Regions from separate parts of the Homo sapiens genome. Here region 2 is linked to region 1. The links are chromatin loops, found by intact Hi-C in ENCODE. Cell type or tissue: Panc1. All regions are shown on one strand. Each heading gives the region's core, and the rest is flanking DNA. Links, peaks and the distances in the headings are about the cores only.

Region 1 (5,392 bases), core at 164-5,163:
AATTTGTATTTGTTAATCTAATTCAATTATTGTTCAATATTAGCTGAAGTATTCAGGCCAACTTCAACTCAAATGAGCAACTTAAAAATAAGAAAAAAGCTAAGAAGGTGGATGTTATGTGTTCTCACCATAAATACAACTATATGAAGTAATGCATTCACTAGTTAGCTAGATTTAACCATTTCACAACATATATATACTACAAATCGTGTTATACATGGCAAATACATATACTTTTATGTCAATTAAAAATAAATTTGAGAAAAAAGAAATAAAGTTGATTGTATAGTTTATCTATTTCAGAACAAAAACTGTAATATGGGAGTTTAAGCATGTTTACTTTCTCTGACAGTTTGGTAGGTATAATAAAAAATTTACCTTGTTTTTTTAAAAAATAAGTAGCAGTCATTTTAATTAATTGCAATGTGGCTTTTAAAAAGAGCTTGAGGCCTAATTAGTTAAAATCTTACATGTGTATTTTCAGCATGAGTGTTCTATTAGAAGCTAAAAACTGGTTACTCATTTATTTTTAACCATGCTCATCATTTTAGTATTCCCTGATGGTGGGGAAATCTAACATTCTTTTTCTAGCAAGTTGTCTCACTGCTGCTTACTAACAGGTACTGGCAGAGCCTGTAATCTGCCTACCCACAAAGGTTAGAAATGAATTTTGGCATTTTGGTGGACACTCAATATTTACCCACTTGGAAGACAACAATAGTGCTCAAAACAATGAGATATATAAATTTCCTTGTTCGGTTTAACGGTGGCTGGAAGATAAGTCACTCAAGCAGTGCTGACAGGTATTACTCTGTCTGAGATCTCTGTTCTCTCATTTGAGAAGAAAAAACAACAAATTCCTTGTCACCCTCTTCCTTTCTAGTGCAAATCTAAGACTGGAAGTTTTTTTGAACATATTATGCATCAGGACTTGATCATTAACTGGAAACTACCTTCTGTCCTCTCTAGTTCATTGCTCCTCTTGGTTCAGCCCTATGGATCTAGAAAAATCTCACCCTTGCTCCACACACAGAGCCAGGCAGACAGCCCAGAGACAACCCTCAAAGTGAGCAATTTAGGTTTTGTTCTGGTAGCACAAAATTCCATTTCCTCTAGTTATTTTTTCTTTTATAGAAATGAAAATAAAATAAAAGTATATTTTTCAAAATATTTGCCTGTGATTTATGTAAGTACCCACATGTTAAACCAAACTCTGTTGCTGCCTTGCAATATTTTCCTGGATTGAACCAGCCAGTATCCTTCAAGTCTTCTATGTAGGCCAATCACTATTAGAAATGAGTGGTCAGAATATATTTGTCTGTAATGTTTAATTTACTTCATCTGTAATGCTGCAGCCGGGGTATTTTATGGCATTACACTGGAAATGGCTTGACTCTTTGATATGGGGAGATAGATCTCAGGTCAAAACCCAAGGAATAATTGATTATTTTCACAAGAAGAGGGTTGAAAACTAATATCCTCCCCTCCTACAGTCCTCAGAAAATATCAGCCAGCAGTGAGAATGCATCATCAGAGAATGCTGATGTAATAGGCAGACAGATCAGGGAGATGAAGTATCACACAGTCACCATCTCCATTAACTAATGTAGGAGGAAGCATCAAAGTTGTCCACAAAAAATAATTGACAGGTCTTGGTGCCTAAAGACACATACACAAGCCGTAAGAATTTCCTTTCATTTAGTAATCAGAGCCCTCAACAAAGAAAGGAACCTCTTAGCTTGGGCAGCATTAAAACAAAACACTGAAGGAAGTACAGATGATTATCTTGAGATCTTAGACGAAACCAAACTAGACCCTAACAATATCGCTTGACCATATTATCGAGGATTATAACCAATTCCTTGGTGAGGAAGATTAAAGTTTGATAATAGAATCTACTTTATATACATTGTATCTATACCTATTTGTCTAATCTATCATCACCTGTATATCATCTATGAAATTAGAAAATAAATTGGGATAATTCTCACTATAATGTGTATGTCCAGTAAGTTTCATTATTGTTCTTAAGCTCATAGTGTCTCTAATCAAAGACTCTCTAGATACAGTCATGTCCAGATATATAGTTGGGAGAAATCCACTTACTTCAGACAAACTTATGGTTTTTGTCTGAAGAAGCATATTTAAGAAAACATTATCCCTTACAAAGACTTTATTTTCTGTCAGGGTGTGCTACATATTGACTTACTATTTCTCAGTGACAGGGGAAAAGGCATAATCTTGAAATATTTGAAAGTACTGGCTATCTTCACAGTTTTTTTCCAAGTTCAATGTATACAGGAAGTAAAAAATGTTTTCTGCCCAACCTAATATTACTCAGAGAAATTTTAATCTCAGACGGATTCAGTTAAGTCACCAAATCTTCGAAGGAAAGTAGTATCTTTTACAAGCACAATGAGAATTTTTAACTGCTCTCAGACAAGTGGCTATAATTATTGGAGATTATCAGGTATAACTAAGACTCTAGGCTCACAGGAAAAACTGATGTCATATTAATTATGAAGAATTTTATTTTTGAAAAATGTCATGTTTGCCTTAAATATTTAATATTTTCTCTTATCAAAATGTGTTACCTGGGAACTGAGGATCTAGCACCATCTGCAGGCAAAATAAGCTAATTTCATCTGGCAGTAGAAACAATTTTACAGAAGTTTAAAACAGGTTAAAATTCTTTCAACAATGATGTATAAGTCTGTCCTTACAATAAAAAAATAAATTGGAATGCCACCTGCTTTGTCCTCCGTTTCTTTTATTTTCTCAAAGCATCTGCAGTGGCCGTTGATAAGAGTACTGTAGTCTCTGAACTGGTATGCTTAAGACTACAATACTCTTGCCAGGAAGGGCCCCATTTTGATCAGCGGGGGAGGTACATCGGCTATGGCCCACAGTATTTTTAAAGGCCCACAAAAATGTTTCATGTCTTTTAAAATCAGTATTAAAAAACTTTTAGGTCAAATAAACTATTTTAATATATGATATTAACGTATTCATCTTTATATCAACCCAGTTATAAAATATACTTTTTGATATTTTTAAATGGAGAGAGGGGTCTGTGAAGACAAAAGTGCCGAGGGCCCACTAAGTTCAAAAGGGTCTTTTTTGGAGGCTGATGGCTAGAGTCCAAAGAACTACACAGGTGAATACGGAGGGGAATCAACTTAACCCTGGTTAACTACTTAGAACACAGCTTGGCACGCATTCAGCTCTCAATTTGAGTCATTATATGCCAGCTACCTTTAGCCTTCTTAGTCTGGTTCTCACTACTTGTATGCCAGAGCTTATTTAAAGTTCATGTTTGCATATTTTGTTTTTAATCTCACATCTTAATTAGTGCTTTTTAAAGTTAATCAGTGAACAAAATTACCAACATATAGTAATCATTGGAAAACTCTAAAATCCAAACAGAGAAGTCTTCCTGTCATTTCTTCAGCTGGTATGACTGATTCATCTTTAGCAACAACAAAAAATAACAAAATGCATGTGTTGGGGATTTAGATAACAACCATTGTGAAAAATTATTTGCAATTATATTAGCCCATTTTCACACCACTCTGAAGAACTACGTGAGACTGGCTAATTTATAAAGAAAGAGGTTTAACTGACTCACAGTTCCATATGGCTGAGAGGACTCGGGAAACTTAAAATCATGACGAAAGGCGGAGGAGAAGCAAGCACGTTCTTCACACAGCAGCAGGAGAGGACGGGGTGGGGGAAGTGCCACACTTTTAAACCATTCGATCTCGTGAGAACTCACTCACTATGACGAGAACATCATGGGGAAACCACCTTCATGATCCAACCACCTTCTACCAAGTCCCTCCCTCGACAAGTGGGGATTACAATTTGAGATGAAATTTGGATAGGGACACACACAGAGCCACAGCATATCAATAATAATCTCATTTTAAATTTAAAATTACACAGTACTCTTATGATGTAAATATTTTTTATCCCCATTTTACAAATGAGGGAATTCACGTATAGAAGGAGGTAAAGTTCTCTGTGCGAGTACACACAACTGTGGTGAGTTAGAGCCAGGATCTGGGATCGAATTAAAATCCAGGTGCACCTGACTCTGAAGCCTCACAGCAATGTGTCCTGCAGCTGTCCTGCCTCCAGTTCTATTTCTACATGGTGCTCTTCGCAGACACCTCTCCACATACAAATGTATATCCACAGCTAGAACAAAACAAACTGGTAATTCTCAAATTCTTCTTGAAGTGAGTTTTTTTCAAAATATTTTTGTCCAACAAATAAATTAAATACCTCATTTTAACAGGCATATTTTTATTAACCCATAATGTGGATTGAAAAGCGGAAAGAAATATCTTTAATAAATTATCAAGTGATCTTGAGCCATTAAACATTCTTGGCTTTTTCTAAAAATAGATGATAGCATGTAGTTAATAGGCCTTGGTGTCAGATATGCATTCAAATACAATCACGGCAAAGTGTAAGCAGCAGGGTATTTAGGAAACAATTGGAGTTCTCTAGGCTTTGGTGTTGTCATCTGTAAAATAGAGAGAAATCTTTTCTCTCAAAAACTTGATTGTCTGAAAGATTGTTAATTAAAATCCCTAGCATCACGCTCAATACATTTTGGTTTTCTTTCTTCTAATTATCCCCACTTAATTTATTTAATTGATAATCACATAATTGATCTACTTCCACTCAGGAAAGCACTTCTGATTTTTATGGTGTGCTATTGAATAATTATGAAAATAAAGTGGATGCTGAGTGAAGAGGTTATCATACCTAGCAGTCTTTTGACAGAAATATTTGTCCATAGTAGTTTTAGTTTACCTGCCTTCAATAAATAAAGCAAAAATTGAAAATCTTTGACAACCAAGCTCTGAGAACTTTCTGAATTTAGAACTGTTGCCTTCCCAACTCAGAACATGAATGATATGGTTTGGCTGTGTCCCTATCCAAATCTCATCTTGAATTGTAGCTCCCATAACTCCCTTGTGTTATGGGAGGGATCCAGTGGGAGATAATTGAATCATGGGGATGATTTCCCCCATACTGTTCTCATGGTAGTGAATACGTCTCAAGAGATCTGGTAGTTTTATAAGGGGAAACCCCTTTCACTTGGGTCTCATTCTCTTGTCTCCCGCCATGTGAGACACCTTTGGTCATGACTGTGACACCTCCTCAGCCACGTGGAACTGTGAGTCCATTAAACCTCTTTCTTTTGTAAATTGCCCAGTCTTAGGTACGTCTTTATCAGCAGTGTGAAAATGAACTAATATAATGAGCTTCACCATAACTTAGCAAACAGCCAATTCCATCTGCCATGATTCTGCTGGCCCTGATCTGGGCTGATTGCCTAGGGATGGTCACTGGTTCACGCCCATCCAGTGGTACCAAT
Region 2 (5,392 bases), core at 63-5,062, 210 kb before region 1:
GCAGGTTTCTAGCTGTGATCAGCCAAGGGCATGTTTTCAGGTACACGTAAGCATTCATCTCCAAAACTCCAAGGAATGTTATTAGGCCCTATAAATTGATACTTTGAAACTTCTCCGACTGGATTTGAGAAAGTTAGAAACACTTCCTTCATAAAGCAGCCCCTTTCCCTCTTCTATGAGGAAAGAGTGGAGACCTTCATAATTTGTCCAAACAAACCATCTCTGCAGATCTTCTCAACGTCCCCATTAACCTGTAGCTACCACTAATATATCCTCCTGATAACGGATAAGCCAAGAGTTGAAAGCTAGGTTTCACCATCTCCTTTCTAAGTCCTGTATGGGTGGCGTAGATCTGAGTGTGGAATTTGTTGAGCATAAATTGTTTTCTTGCATCCCTGACAAGAATCTCCCATTTTTAACATCCTGTTATGATATCTTAGAGATTCAGAAAAAAGGAAGAATTTTCCAACTGTAACCTTCAAAATAGCTGAGGAACACGTTATAGAATCAAGCCTGCACAGACTATCCACCCGACCTAAGCAATCCCAAGTAGGACCCCACTGAAGGCTGAGAACTGACTTAAATTCTATATCAAATTATTAATACAAAACAAAAAATCAGTAATGCTTTTTTCTTTGAAATCCTATGGATATATGTATGTTTATGATATAATTAAACAGCAAATTTACTATTTTAGTCACTTTCACATATATTTACATGTATGTATTATAGCAATCTATATAAATAAAATGTGAGATAATTTCTAACCATGACCTACCAAATAATAAATATTTTAAGTACTCAAAAAATGGTAAAGAGTCATTACGGATACTACTGTCAAGGTAAATTCCAGTAAAACCAGATTTGGTCCTTGGTATACTGCAGTTCCTGACAAAGACTGGGCATGCCTGCAGGCTGAGAAGGGGCTTAGCTGAGTTTGCCCAATTTAAATGGTTGAACTCACCCAGGCAATGTGAGACAAATGAATCAAATTAAGAATTAAAATCTTAATTAGCTTATAAAGATATTTCCTCATATCCCAATAGACTGTGAAATCACTCATTCTTAAATATTCTGAGCCCGCTCCTGAAAATTTAACATGTGTGGTGTGCCAAACTCATTTTTACAAATAAAATATTTCAACTAAACGACATACTAAATGCAGCTCAAAGGTAAAGCATTCACCACGCCATCCTATTTTAAATCTATATGTCACTACTTTTCTGCTTCAGAAAAAAAAAATGACTAAAGGAAAACCTTTGGCATAAAAATCAAATATGGTAGTTTATAAAGTTACATATTAACCAGCCTCTGTCCACTAGAGAATTCAAAAAATTCCTAAAGGGAAGGGAATGAGGAAAAGGTCATGATCAGAATTACCTGGGAAAGACACGTCTTTCCTTACCCAACCCATCTCCTCTTATCTACCTAAGGCTGTCGGGTGGACAAGCAAATTACCAATGAACAGTTTGAAAAATAACAGTGTATCATATTCTCACTAATCAAAGCACTGACTGTCTCTTACAAAATTAAGGTTGAGGAAAACAGCCTCAGACGGTTAAGTGATTTGTTTAGGATCACACAATTACTAAGCAGAGACCCAACAACAACAACAAAAACTTCATATTCCTACTCCAGCATGCTGAAACTGTATGAAAGTAGCTTAGGTAACAGGTTTCTTATTAAATTTGTTTTATATTCTAGAAAAGTTTCTTCATCCCCCTACTCCCAAATTATCTCCTTCTATATGGTCACATTTGCAAAACTGTTCCAAAAAAAAAAAGTTTGTAAAATATACACAGGGTCAGAGTTTTAACAAAATTGGCACTAACCTTAAATTTCTTTTCATATAAAATCAATGTTATCACTAGATGTATGCAAGAAATAGATGATGGGAACTTATTTTTAAGTCTTTGAAAGGACTTCTGCTACTCTTGTTAAGAAGCCTAGTTCCAGCTGAATAGAATGATCCCATTCACTAGGTCTGCTTGTCTAATGACAGCCCTCTAAATTTTGCACTCAACATGGACGTCATTTTTCACTTCAGGTCGTATTTAATAGCAGTTTGGAAAGATGAAACTATATCGTCAATATGCTTATTTTAAAGATTTACTGTATTCATCCGGGTCAAATCTCCCTGCTCTCTCCACAACTTACTGCAACCCCCACCAAGAGTGCGGGAAAGGATTTTAGAACTTCCAGTTCTTGGAAGTTCTGTCTAACTAAGCAGACAAGACTTACAAGCGACGATGCTGACGGTGGACTCTTGCCCAGGGATCTGGGCAGAGCGTGGGAGGGCCTGTGGGGCCTGGGGTTCTCTCTGCGCACGAAATCCGGGGCGGGCACTATGTGATTCGAGCCCGCTGCGCCCTGGGCTCCTCGTGTCGCCCGCGGGGAAAGGAGGAGGGAGACTGCTCACATGGCCCACTTCGCGGCCTGAGATGGAGTGCGCGCAGGGCGTCAGGGCAGAGGGAGGCGGGGATTCAGGATAAAGAGCGGCCTGATGCCCAGAGCCGGGTGCCCGGACCTCCTGCCTCCTGCTTCTGATCCCTGCAAGCCGCCCACCCTGCGATCGCCGGGTCCCGCCCTGACAATGCCCTGCCGCCAGTTCCAGCCCCAGTGCAGCCGTCGCCGGTCCTGTGCGCCTCTGGTGGCGCGTGCGCCCTGTCCTTCCCTGCCCAAGAGGGAGAACCCTCAGTGCCCCAGCCTCAGCTCTGCGCACAGCGGTCCCCTGCATGTCCGCACTCCTGTTCTGTACTGCACGCTCGCCAGAGCACAGAGCCCCATGTCCCATTGCGAGGGTCCCACAGAGGGCAGTAGCCACCCTCGGAATCCATACCCTGTGTCCCAGAGCCCTAGCAGGTTCTAGGACCAGGGTCAGCTATAAGATCTGAGGCTGTGGGTTGAGACTGGCAGATACCCTCCGGCTGGGATTTGATTCTGAGTCAGTAGGCTCCACATCCTTCCCAAGCCCTGTCATACCTGCTTCCTTCCCCTCCCAAAGAGCTACGGAGAACAAGATATACAGTTGTATTACCATTGCCTACTCAATGCTCACCTTTCTGGATTTTGTTCTTATTCTATTTTCCTCTGTATTTTTTTTTTTCTTTTTGGCCATTTCAGTGATCTACAAAGGTCAAAGCTCTCACCAACGCAATCCCCCAAATCCATTGATAGAACGGCTTTAGATATAATTTACTGTAAGTCTACTAGGATCATTTCTCTAAATTTAAAAAGTGTCAAAGGTGGAGCTAATGTGAACACCACAGCACTCAAGGCTACCAGCTGAAATTGTGGCTTTCATTTACACTATTGCAACTCGCTTTTATGAAATTTTTCCTTTTCCATCCCTAAGGCCTAATGTAGAGGCTCCTTTCAAGTTATGGAATTTATCACCCATTGAATCAAAGGCAGGTTCTTAATCTCCGACTCTTGATATTTCAACTGGAATAATTCTTTGTTGTGGGGCTGTCTTGTGCAATGTAGCATGTTTAGCCTTAGCCTACCTTGGCCTCTGTGACAAGATGCCTATGGCACCCCTTCAGCTGTTACAACCAAAAATACTCCAGATGGTGCCGAAAGTTCCCTTGAGGCAAAATCATTCCCCCTCCCTCTTTCAAAACTATTGATCTAAGCCATCCCAGTACTAAATTCTACAAGCTACTTGGAAAAATCTACTTCTCTCCACTATAAATTATGCCTAGTATGTTTTAAGTGGAAAGGAGACAACATTTAGGTTTTTCCTGGGGGCTACCATGTATACTTTATCTACCTATATTCATTTCATTATTCAAACTGAAAGCAAATGAAGTGCATAGTAATTTCTTTACTGATATTTTATGTTCTATTTCCTTTGCCTAACTGATATATTAAAAAATACACTTCAGGGAAAAAGTGAGATTAATTGCTCTGTATATGAGGAAATTGACAGATATATTAATAAAGAGAACCGTAGATCACCCAAAAGAAAAAATGCATGAAAAACTTACAGATTATATCTGAAAAAAAAAATGGAAAACAAAATACAACATAATACATTGGACAATGTTTTAGACCGTACTTCATCAACAAAATCAATCTAATGGAAAAAAAGTTACTTACTGAATTAAAAGGCATGATAATTTATTTTCTGATAAAGATCTAATGCTAGTCCTTAGTTTTCTGATCATGGAGGAAAAACTGCACTAAGATAATTGTGTTAAATGTATTCACATGATTTCTTAGAGATTCTCTATAGCGATGGAAAGTGTTCATGTGGAGCAAAGTTATTAAGTAGCTAAAATAAAAGGGACTCAGTGGAGGTTACCACCATTATTGAGTGACAATAGAGGATTGTTGCCATTAACTGGACTGAGCTTGGAGCTCTGATTTCAACTCATTTCTGTGAATATCCTGCAAAAAGTTCACTTCCTTTTCAGTGGCTTTACTTTACCATTCATACATTCTTCACGTGGATTGCACTTTTCAAATTAAAAAAGTATTCATATCTATTTCCTCATTTGTTACTCACAGGAATCTGAAATGAGGGGAAGAATTCATCTCCCATCTTAAGGAGGAGGAACTTAAGCTCTGAAAATGTGAACCCTTTTTCAACAGCAGTCAGAAAACAACAGAACAAAGATTTACTGTTCTTGTTCCTATATTCTTTTCACTCTTCCAAATTGATTCACACCTGATCTTGGTCCTGTATCCTTTCTACTCTTCCATATTGACTCTCACAATTTGCATGCCTTTCTCTACTGACGTGGACCACACCAGACAATTCTTTTCTGAATGTTTCAAAATACATTTAAACTCAACACACTTAATAAGGAGTGTGTCTATTTCATGCTGAGGCTTGAATTTCTCAAAGTTGATAAACCTCAATTCAAACTTTAGACTTCAGGCAATTCATTCTGTAATTGAAATCTCAGTTGTCTCATAAGAACTTGGTCTTCGAGGATCAAAAGAAAAGATACATAGAGAGGCTCTTCTGTTGATGGACTTAAAAGCTACCTCATCCAATGTACCCCAAATAATCTTAAGAATATAGAAAACTTCACTTTGTTGATTAGGAATCTGTAAGATTTGAAAATAGCTTTATGAAATACCTTTTACAGAAGCAGCTGGTTGGGAAAGAAGACAGATGAACGAATAAACACAAGGAAAACCTATTTGCAGCAAGAAGGGGGAGAGAAGAAAGGCAAAAATCTTGGCTTCTCCTATTAGGAAAATCAAAGGGACGTACTGAGACTGCAGACATGTGAGAGTCTCTCACTTGTAACTTTGTGAATTTCACTTCAGGCAAAAAAGTTGCACTTTGAAATCACTGGATGGCTGGTTGGTGAGCTGCAGAACTAATGAAGAAAGCTAAATAAGCAAATTAACCTTTTCTAAGAATCGTGGAACTTCA

Evidence for each region. Hi-C counts contacts between places; a loop is a spot of excess contacts. Peaks named below come from ENCODE experiments on the same cell type or tissue, not always from the same donor. Only the 100,000 strongest peaks of a DNase experiment are listed, where the experiment ranks them.
Region 2: it touches region 1 in a loop (3-fold over the local background); 4 of 110 quality-filtered maps call a loop at or near these places.

The regions. Positions count from the first base shown.
Region 1 is chr7:12,319,866-12,325,257 of GRCh38, forward strand. No RefSeq gene overlaps it. Among named protein-coding and RNA genes, the nearest start is that of VWDE, 81 kb to the right of the region's middle. In Panc1, for the core only: CTCF peaks have their summits at 2,622 (motif pointing left) and 2,842; DNase peaks (open chromatin) are centred at 1,484 and 2,636; H3K27ac peaks cover 4,266 bases.
Region 2 is chr7:12,109,272-12,114,663 of GRCh38, forward strand. No RefSeq gene overlaps it. Among named protein-coding and RNA genes, the nearest start is that of TMEM106B, 99 kb to the right of the region's middle. In Panc1, for the core only: CTCF peaks have their summits at 2,806 and 3,016; DNase peaks (open chromatin) are centred at 2,290 and 2,870; H3K4me3 peaks cover 3,367 bases; H3K27ac peaks cover 5,000 bases.